Linked DNA regions of Homo sapiens: region 2 is linked to region 1. A link is a loop called in an ENCODE intact Hi-C map of the cell type or tissue named here. Cell type or tissue: gastrocnemius medialis. All regions are shown on one strand.

Evidence for each region. Hi-C counts contacts between places; a loop is a spot of excess contacts. Peaks named below come from ENCODE experiments on the same cell type or tissue, not always from the same donor. Only the 100,000 strongest peaks of a DNase experiment are listed, where the experiment ranks them.
Region 2: a loop joins it to region 1, with 2.2 times the contacts of the local background. A loop is called at or near these places in 2 of 110 quality-filtered maps.

What each region holds. Positions count from the first base shown.
Region 1 is chr20:50,577,159-50,582,158 of GRCh38, forward strand. PTPN1 (protein tyrosine phosphatase non-receptor type 1) reads left to right here. Exons shown (of 10, transcript NM_002827.4): 6 at 1,262-1,471; 7 at 2,010-2,171; 8 at 2,545-2,768; 9 at 4,107-4,302. Among named protein-coding and RNA genes, the nearest start is that of MIR645, 6.1 kb to the right of the region's middle. In gastrocnemius medialis, CTCF peaks have their summits at 3,008 (motif pointing left) and 3,208; DNase peaks (open chromatin) are centred at 133, 673, 943, 2,963 and 2 weaker places; H3K27ac peaks cover 2,180 bases.
Region 2 is chr20:50,302,994-50,307,993 of GRCh38, forward strand. The region is part of intron 2 of LINC01270 (long intergenic non-protein coding RNA 1270); the gene reads left to right. Among named protein-coding and RNA genes, the nearest start is that of LINC01270, 13 kb to the left of the region's middle. RefSeq lists an enhancer at 1,987-2,762 and a silencer at 3,059-3,353. In gastrocnemius medialis, no CTCF peak of the experiment used is centred here; DNase peaks (open chromatin) are centred at 1,238, 2,518, 3,148, 3,218 and 1 weaker place; H3K27ac peaks cover 4,923 bases.

The DNA.
Region 1 (5,000 bases):
ATATGTATTATTTTCATCCCAGCAGAGTTGGGGGAGGTCCTAGTAACTATGCCATGAGCTCTGTGAGGGTGAGGTGGTGTCTTTGCCCCCGCCTCCCTGGCACAGTGACTGGCACATGATTGGCATAGTGTGGACATTCGTCAAGTGAAGGAAGGCATCATGAGCAGATCTCTGGCCTGAATCCTTCTGCCATCAGCTGCTCGCCAGGTGGCCCTGGCACTGGGCCACAGGGAAACTCTCCAGGCTGGTATGGTTCCTGTCTGTGGCTGTCTTCCCGGGCCCATGTTAGGAGACTTTCACTTCCAGAGCCCTTTCCCTCTCAGGGCCTTGCTTACCAAGTGACTGGTTCCCATTTACTAGGAGCTCTTAGGTCATTGAAGATGTTGCGTACTCCCCCCAGTGAGGGCTGCCTTTTGATCACAGCCGCCAGAAGCCTCAAGGAAGGAGCAGAGCTGGAAACAGACGCCAGGCCATTGCTTCTGTTCCTCTGGGGCAGACCCAGCCACGGAAGAGACATTCTGGGACAAGGGCTGGGGTCCACCTTTCAAACGTGTCTGCAGCAGGCTCTCAGCATGGACTCTCTGCCTCCAAACATCCACCTCCTCATCGGAAAATGGATGGGAGTGCCTGCCTGGAGCAGCTGGTGGGAGAGCGCAGCGCCAGCACGTAGGACACACTCGGTTCATGGGCTGATGCCGTTCGCATTGACTGCCTCTTCAGCTGGGTGTTGAGCCACACCTTGGAGTCACCAGTCTTTGGAGACCAAGTCTGCTACTTTTTTCTCTAAAGTGACAATCCTCTGAAACCTCCAGATCATCTTGAAGCCCCCGTCTGAAAGTTGCCCAGAGCCAGTGCCTCACCTGCTGTTCCTTGTTCACTTTTTCACGGGAGGCCTTGCAGGGCTTTATGACAAGATTTTATGGGTGGCTGCCCAGCATCATTGTGACTCGTGAGACAGAGAGAAACCAGTTGTAACCATGTAGACAGTGGAAGTGATAGGGAGAAAAGAGGTGAGGGGACTCTTCAATCCGAAGGGAAATGAAGTCTAAGCAGGCGCACCCTGCAGGTTCAGTGTCAAGCCCAGGGCCTGGCCCCAGGGTGTGGTATTTGTTGACTGGGTGTGTGGACCCTGGGAGAAAGTCTGAGAATGAATGTTCCTCTTAGAGGTAGAGAGTGGAAGGTGACTCTGTGTGTACTTGGAATTAGTGATTTCTGTACAGATGATTCTTTTAGAATCATCATGAGTATTTTTCTCTTTCAGACCCAAGAAACTCGAGAGATCTTACATTTCCACTATACCACATGGCCTGACTTTGGAGTCCCTGAATCACCAGCCTCATTCTTGAACTTTCTTTTCAAAGTCCGAGAGTCAGGGTCACTCAGCCCGGAGCACGGGCCCGTTGTGGTGCACTGCAGTGCAGGCATCGGCAGGTCTGGAACCTTCTGTCTGGCTGATACCTGCCTCTTGCTGGTAAGGAGGCCCTCGCGGGTGCCCTGGGGAGCTCCTCTACCTGCTCTGCTGTGATGTTTTTTCCTAAGTAGAAACTGAAGCGCTCCTCTTCCAAAATACAGAGACTCACTGTGTTAGTCTGTTTTTGCGTTACTAATAAAGGCGTACCTGAGACTCGGTAATTTGTAAAGAAAAGAGGTTTAACTGGCTCCCGGTTCTGCAGGCTGTACAAGCATGGCACCAGCATCTGCTCGGCTCCTGGGGAGGCCTCAGGGAGCTTCCAGTCATGGTGGAAGGTGAAGGGGAGCAGGAGCAAGAGATGGGGGAGGTCCCAGACTCTTAACCAGCTCTCTTGTGAATGCATTGCCTCAGGGAGGGCACCAAGCCTTTCATGAGGGACCTGTCCCCCTGACCCAGACACCTCCCACCCAGCCCCACCTCCAACACTAGGGATCACATTTCAGCATGAGATTGGGAGGGGACAGACATCTAACGGTGTTATTAACGTTGCCCTTGAGAATTGGACCTGGCTGACTTATATCTCCTCTCTGGCTTTCAGATGGACAAGAGGAAAGACCCTTCTTCCGTTGATATCAAGAAAGTGCTGTTAGAAATGAGGAAGTTTCGGATGGGGCTGATCCAGACAGCCGACCAGCTGCGCTTCTCCTACCTGGCTGTGATCGAAGGTGCCAAATTCATCATGGGGGACTCTTCCGTGCAGGTCAGCATTGCCTTTGTTTGAATCCAGGTGTGACCATTTTAACTTTTTTGTCTTTGAAGGAGGCTGTCAGTTGTAAAAGTTCAAACACCGTCTGGTGTCAGGGGAAATAGCTACCCTTCATGTTTAAAATAGCTAGAAAGTTGTCAAAATGTTCACCATGTTGCACTTTGTGCCTTTGAAGTGCTCACATAGAGAGCATTGATAGGAAGACGAGACTTTATTTTCAAAAGATTTCATCTTCCAAGTACATGGCTGCAGCCCTGAGAGGCCGAGAGCCCCTCGCCAAGCCGTCACCTCTGCTCATGCAAAGGGATTTCCTGACAAACCAGCCGAAGTGAACACTAATAGGACTTCCTCTTGCTGCTCTTTCAAGGATCAGTGGAAGGAGCTTTCCCACGAGGACCTGGAGCCCCCACCCGAGCATATCCCCCCACCTCCCCGGCCACCCAAACGAATCCTGGAGCCACACAATGGGAAATGCAGGGAGTTCTTCCCAAATCACCAGTGGGTGAAGGAAGAGACCCAGGAGGATAAAGACTGCCCCATCAAGGAAGAAAAAGGAAGCCCCTTAAATGCCGCACCCTACGGCATCGAAAGGTAATATGATTGGGTCCCAGCTTGTTGGGGTGAGGGGAAATGACTTTCTGTTCTAGAAACACACGCTGGTACTGAAACCCTGTGGATGCAGCCTCCTGTTGGCAAGCAGCGCTTCCGCATCCTTGGGGAACAGGGCGCGTGGACCACAGCCACTCCACTCCTGGCTGCTGGAGGTCCGGTATTGGGCACAGGGTGGCCGCAGGACATGAGCCACTTCTGTGGGCTTCTAGTGCCACCTTGTGGTGCTTGTTGGAATGAGGGGCTCGGAGCCACCGAGTAGGGTTTTTCTGCCCCCCCTGACGACAGCGCCCTCCCCCAGGTTTCCGGACAGTCCTGAAATGTGATGTCCAGGCTTGAGTGCCCTCAGTCCCCACAGTGGTCCTTTGGGGAATGTAACCTTTTTTATGTGGTCTTGATTAAATCCCATTTTACTTCCTTGCAGGTTAACAACCATTATTGAGTACCTATTGATATGTGTGGTGTACTGAGTTAACTAGAACATGTCCCCTGGTCTGTGTTCTAGACCATCTTGCTGGGAAAAAGGCAGACCCAAAGCATATTTTGGTGGGGGCCCATGGACAGTGATGTGATAGAGGTGTCCGCTGAGGTGGTCAGGGAAGGCTGCTTGCAGTAGGTGGCCGTGCACGGAAAGTTTGCAGAATGAGCAGGTGTTAGTTCCAGCTGGAGATGACTGCCGGCTGTGCCCTTGGTACCTGCTTTCTGGAGGGAAGTTTTAAGACGTGTGCATACTTGACCCAGCAGTTGTATACATGGAGAAATTTACTTTGCAGCAACTCTCAAAACAAGCGTGTAAAGATGTGTATAGGTAGTTGTGTTTGTTGTGGCATTGTTTGTAGTAGTGAAAAATTAGAGACAGGCCAATGATATAACCAGGGACCTGATCAATTATGTTCTCTCCCGGTGTTGGGATATTCTGTAGCTCTTAAAGAATGAGATCTGGGTGTACTGATGTGGCCAGACATTGCAATTGCAGTACATGAGAAGGCAAATCATACAGTAGTGTGTACACCAGTGAGTCCTCCAGCCAGATAAATCCTCACAGTGACCAGTCGCCCAGGCACCTTGTGAACCCTACCCTGGGTGTGGGTGCTATCTGAAGTACCTGGGGGAGGGGGTGACAAGTGGACTTCAGGCTGATGTGGGCCCTGGCCTGGCCCTCCCTCCAAGCAGAGGGGGCTGGCTCGCTGGAAGGTTAACATCATCCAACTCTGTCTACACGTGGCTTGTTTTTTCCTAGAATTCCTGCCACAATAGCAGCATCCTTGCCATTCATTTTCTCCAAAGTGAGTAACCCATCTCTGCCCTCTGATTCCTCAGCATGAGTCAAGACACTGAAGTTAGAAGTCGGGTCGTGGGGGGAAGTCTTCGAGGTGCCCAGGCTGCCTCCCCAGCCAAAGGGGAGCCGTCACTGCCCGAGAAGGACGAGGACCATGCACTGAGTTACTGGAAGCCCTTCCTGGTCAACATGTGCGTGGCTACGGTCCTCACGGCCGGCGCTTACCTCTGCTACAGGGTATGTTTCCACTGACAGACGCGCTGGCGAGATGCTCGTGTGCAGAGAGCACTGGCCGCTAGCCCGATGGTAGGATTCAGTTCTGTGGTGCATCTGAGCCAGTCTCAGAAGAAACAGATCAAAGGTTTTTAAAGTCTGGAACTGTGGAAGGGCTAACAAGAGAATTAAGGATCGATGCACTGGGGTTTTAAGGAGCCCTCTGGTCCCAAGAATATAAGAGTCTAATCTCAGGGCCTTAACCTATTCAGGAGTAAGTAGAGAAAATGCCAAATACGTCTGTTTCTCTCTCTCTTTTTTTTTTTATTCCTTTGTTTTTGGAAAAAAATAGAGTTACAACACATTGTTGTTTTTAACCTTTATAAAAAGCAGCTTTTTGTTATTTCTGGAACAAAAAAAAACAAAGTAGGCACTTATGAAACTTTCTCATACCCTTAGGTGATGTAATCAGCCATATAATTTATATTTGATTTCCCAGGGAAGGAATCCCAAACTTTTACGAATGTAAACTCCCTTGGAGAAGAGGGTTAGGACGCTGTTGCGCTCAAGCCCCCCTCAGCTGTGTGCACACTGAGCCAGGACAGGGTCTTTGAGCTTTCCCACTATAAGAAGAACAGCAACAAAAGGCCGTCTAGAAAAACAGAACCTGCCTCTGCTTCTGCTCAGGGTGTCCCCGCTGGGTTTCCATTGTCCTTTCTCCA
Region 2 (5,000 bases), 270 kb before region 1:
GGCGGGGAGCACTGTAGGACCTCAGCAGGTACCTAAACCAGACTTAGGGGGTCAGAGAAGGTTTACGAAGCTCATGACATGTAAACTGAATCCTGAAGGGCATATATGGAGTAGTCAGACAAAGAGTTGAGTGGGAAGAACACACCAGGCAGAAGGAATAGCCCGTGCACGGCTGGGCACAGTGGCTCACACCTGTAATCCCAGCACTTTGGGAGGCCGAGGCGGGCAGATCACCTGAGGTCACGAGTTTGAGATCAGCCTGGCCAACATGGTGAAACCCCATCTCTACTAAAAATAAAAAAATTAGCTGGGCTGTGGTGGTGCATGCCTGTACTCCCAGCTATTCGAGAGGTTGAGGCAGGAGAATCTCTTGAACCCGGGAGGTGGAGGTTGCAGTTAGCCAAGATCGTGCCATTGCACTCCAGCCTGGGCAACAGAGTGAGACCCAATCTCAAAAAAAAAAAAAAAAAAAAAAGGAACAGCCTATGCAAAGGTTCAGAGATCAGAAAAGACATCGTGGAGAAGTGGGTAGTTCGGGCTGGCTGGAACATACAAATTGTAAGGGAGAGGTCAGAGGCTTTAAGGCTGGCCAAGGTGCTACACTTCCTTTGAAAATAATGGGGAGCTTCTGATAGTAAACAGCAGAAAATAGTAGGTGTCTTTCAGGCTCCTGCAGGAGGCTGAATTTGAGGGAGAGGAAGTATCGTTGCAGGGAAAGTAGCGAGGTGGCAAGGAATTGCAGCCACCTGAGTGAGAGGTGATGAGATTGACCTGGCATGGCAGCCTCAGAGGAGGGGAGGGTGGATGGATTTGAGGGAGGTTGAGGACGAGACTCCCAGGCTTTGGTGACCAATTGGGTTGGAGGCATGGCGGCGGGAGGCTTTATGGATGATGCTCATGTTTCTGGCTTTGGACGCTGAACAGTTGTGCAGCCTTCCAAAAGAAGGGAGACAGGCAGAGGGACAGTTTGGGGGAAGTTGCTGAACTTGCTTTGGGCATACTGATTTGGAGGATGCCTGGGGGCCATCCAGGAGGAGGCATCGGGGAAGTGTACAGACATGTGGTCAGAGGCTGAGACAACAGATTGGATATGGACAACCACCCACGACTTTGGAGAAAATGAGTGAAATATTCATTCAACAAATAGCACAGGGGAGCCTGAGACACACTATCTGTTCATGTCTGAATACCTGGCAGTGGGCCAAGGGCCTGGCTGCTTGTTCAATAAGCCAGGAGGAAGCGCTGGAGCAAGACTTGGAGGGTGGGCTGGGTTCTACCAGGAAGAGACAGGATGAGGGCCCAGTGGTCAAGTGCGTGAGGCCTGGGTTTAAGTCCAGCTCCTCTGTGTGTTGATTGCAGGGGCCTGGGCCAGATGTTTTCCCTCCCTGAGCCTGTTTCATCTGAAAATTGGTTATAAGGGACATGGTGAAGCTTCAAAGTTGTGCTTGTGGAAGCAGGTAGCTTGGAGCATGGAGCGGACTTTTGGGGGACAACTTGGGACACAGAGAGTCACCCACTTCCTGGTGTGGCAGAGCCACGGGGGATGGGGAGAGAGAAATTAGGATCCGCCTGAAAAACATCCACAGCTGTGTCCCATGTGAGAAAGGAGACCTCGGCTCCCGCCCAGGCTCCCTTTCACCCCCCAGCCTGCTGGAGCTGGCGGGCGGGGGAATCATCTCCATGGAGTGGAGGAGGGGACCAGATGACAGAAAACTTCTCCACGTCCCTTGGAGCTGCTGGAGCTGGGTCCTGGCCACCGTCCCAACCCATAGCTCCTGACTCGGGGTCAGGCTGAGATTTGCTCCTTCTCTGCCTGCTCCATTCAGCTGCAGCGAACAGAGGCTGCAAACTGGAGGCCTCAGGGGCCCAATCTGGCGCCCAAGCCTGTGGGGCTTTCCTCAGCCCACATAGAATTTTTAAATGAATGAAGCCAATATTTAAGAATCTGTGGGTACTACATAAAAACCTGTGTTTTGATTCCCTCTGGAAAATCAGGGCACGGAGCATCCGATCATATTGGGCCCTGTTCTCTAGGGACCACCATCAACCGGAGCTGAGAGGTGACTGTCTTCAGACAAGGCATGTGCCCCAGTCCCCACCACTCCCTCTTGTCTCTCTGATGCTGAGGCCAAGGAATAGTAGCTATTTATCATCTTACCCCAGCCCACTCTGCTCATTTTAAATTCCTGCCTGGTCCCTGGTGACACAGTTTTCAACCCCAGAGCCAGTCTCTTTTTCCTCTAAAACCACCCAGACTTTGGCCCTGGTTCTAGGCCTGAATTGGCTTCCCAAGAACCCCAGTCTCTGAGCTCCTCAGGGTCATGGTTTACCTTTCCTTCTGCCCCACAAGGCCCAGCACCACCCCCGGGGGACGATGACGGGCTGAGACTTGGCTGGTGTTGGGGGGCCGGCTGGGCCTGTGGGAGGCAGACCCACATGTGCTCTGAGATGTGTCAGCTGGGCCTGGTCACACTCTCTGCGGCTCATCCCTGAGGCATGTGGAACCAGGCGCTGTGCTCGTGGCCCAGCCAGGGTGGTAGGCGGGGCCAGGCCCGGGACATGGTGTATGTCAAGGCCACGCACAACAGGCCTGATGTTCCAGCCGCAAACACATTGGTTGGAAAGAGGAAAGGAGGAGGGAGAGGCAGAGCCGCTTTAAAGACAGTACCCAAAATACAGAGGCAGAAAGAGCCGAACTCACACTGTAAGTTGCTGTGTGACCTTGGGCACGTCACCTCACCTCTCTGAGCCTCTAGCTTAAGATAGAACTAAGGACAGACCCCAGCTTGCAGCCTCGTGGGCATATGCAGTGGTACAGTGGCTGATGTGGGGCCTAATGCCTAGAAGGGCAGCCTGGAATGGAGGCAAAAATCACAGACTTTGGGGCCAGATGAGGTTGCCACTTGTGAGCTGGGTGACCCTGGGCAGGTCGCTTCTCCATCTGCATCCCCAGGGAAGGTCCTCACCAAGTTATTCTGCCAAAAAAAGAATCCATTCACCGAACAAATATTTATTGGGCAATTCCTGTGGGTCAGGCGCTGGGGACATGGCAGGACATAGGACGGTCAAAGGTCTCTGCCCCCGTGGAGTTCACACTTGTGGAGAGAGCAGGCAATACACAAGATAAATAAGTTGCATATTGCATTTGAGAAGATCCATGCTAGGGAGAGAAATGAAGCAGGAAAAGGAGATGGGATTTCAATGGGCGGGGCAGGAACAGCCTGGTGAGCAGGTGACAGCTGACAACGATCTGTAGGAGGTGAGGGAGGGAGCCGCGGGGAGGGGAGAGTGTTCCAGGCAGTGGGAACGGTGCACAGGCCCTGAGTGGGGGCTGTGGCTGTTGTGTTTGGGGTGTAGCAAAGAGGCCAGTGTGTGGAACAGGGTGAGCGAGGGAGAGAGACTAGGAGGACGTGAGGGCCAAGAGGCCGTGGGGGGCGGATCCTGCAGGGCCACGTGGGCTGTTAAAGGACTTTGGCTTTTTCTCTGCAGGACATGGGAGTCATGGAGGGTTCTGAGCATAGAAGGGACGTGGTCTGACTTCAGTTTTCATGGATCCCTCTGGCTGCAGTGGAGAATGGGCTGGAGGGGCCAGGGCCAGGACAGAGGCAGGGGGGATAGTGGGGAGGTGATGGCAATAGTCCACCCTCTGTTTAGTGATCCTGGTCCTTCCCCGCTCTAAAGCCTTCCTGACTTCCCATCGCCTCTGGACAAAGCTCAAACTCCTTAGCGTGACATTCAAGGCCCGCTTACCTGACTCTAGCTGCTCCCTGCCCCGGCTCCTCACTCTCCACAGCATCCCAACCAGATATCCTTCCTTCCCTGCTCCACATGCGGTCCACCTTTGCCCGTGCTGTTTCCTCTGCCAGGAATGCCCTTCCTGTCCCCCTTTGTGACCCAGTTCATGTAAGGCTGAGTCCCACAAGCTAGGAGATAGAAAAGGAAGGAATAGAGGAAAGGCTGTTCCTGGGGAGGGTCAGGGAGGGCCAGGTTTCGGCTCCCCTCTTCTTCCTGGAATTCATCCTCCATGGCCTCCGCAGCTGAGGGCAGGCTCAGGAGCTGGGAGTGGGGCTGTAGCCCACACGACCATGCTGTGTGACCTTGGGCAAGTCACCCACCCTCTCTGGGCCTTGGCTTTTCTGCTCTGTAAAATGGGGAGGATCCTGGAGCTCCTCATGGTGGTTCTGTGCACCCAAGGGCTGTGGCAACTGTGGGAATAATGGCATCCTGGGGAAGACATAACTGCACTTCCTTGCCCAGCCACGACAGGCCAGCTCAGGGTGGCCCTGAGCTGATGCTAGGGGTAGCTTGCAGGAGGGGTGCCCTCTGAAGCCCTGAGCATCTCCAGTTCAGTCACCCCTGAGTGACCTGAGCACCTACAGTGTGTCCAGCCCCAGCACTGTGCTTGAGCACGGACAGAGGCCAGACAGCCTGGTTTCAAATCCCAGCTCTGTCACTTCCTAGCTGTGTGATCTGGGCAAGTAATGTAACCCAGCTGGGCCTTGGTTTCTCACCTGTGACATGGGGACAGTAAGAGTGCTCTCCTCCTGGGAAGCTCAAAGAAGCCAGTGTGCTCCTATAAATACCATGCTCAGTGCGTGGAGGAAGCAGCTTATCAAGGCCAACTAGCATTTTTTTTATTATTATTATTATTATTATTATTATCACCACTGTCATTTCCTGGCTTTGTGGCCTCAGGCATCACTTGCTTCACTGTGCCTCAGTTTTCTCCTCTGTGAGATGGGGTAATAGTCCCACCTTCGAAGAGTTGCCATGAGGACTGAGCCTGACGCATGTAAATGAGCCTGGAGCAGAGTAGGTACTCTGTGATTTTTGTTTGTTTGTTTGTTTGAGATAGGGTCTCGCTCTGTTGCCCAGGCTGGAGTGTGGTGGCAAGATCTTGGCTCACTGCAACCTCTGCCTCCCAGGTTCAAGCGATTCTCCCACCTCAGCCTCCCAGGTAGCTGGGACTACAGGCGTGCGCCACCATGGGCGGCTAATTT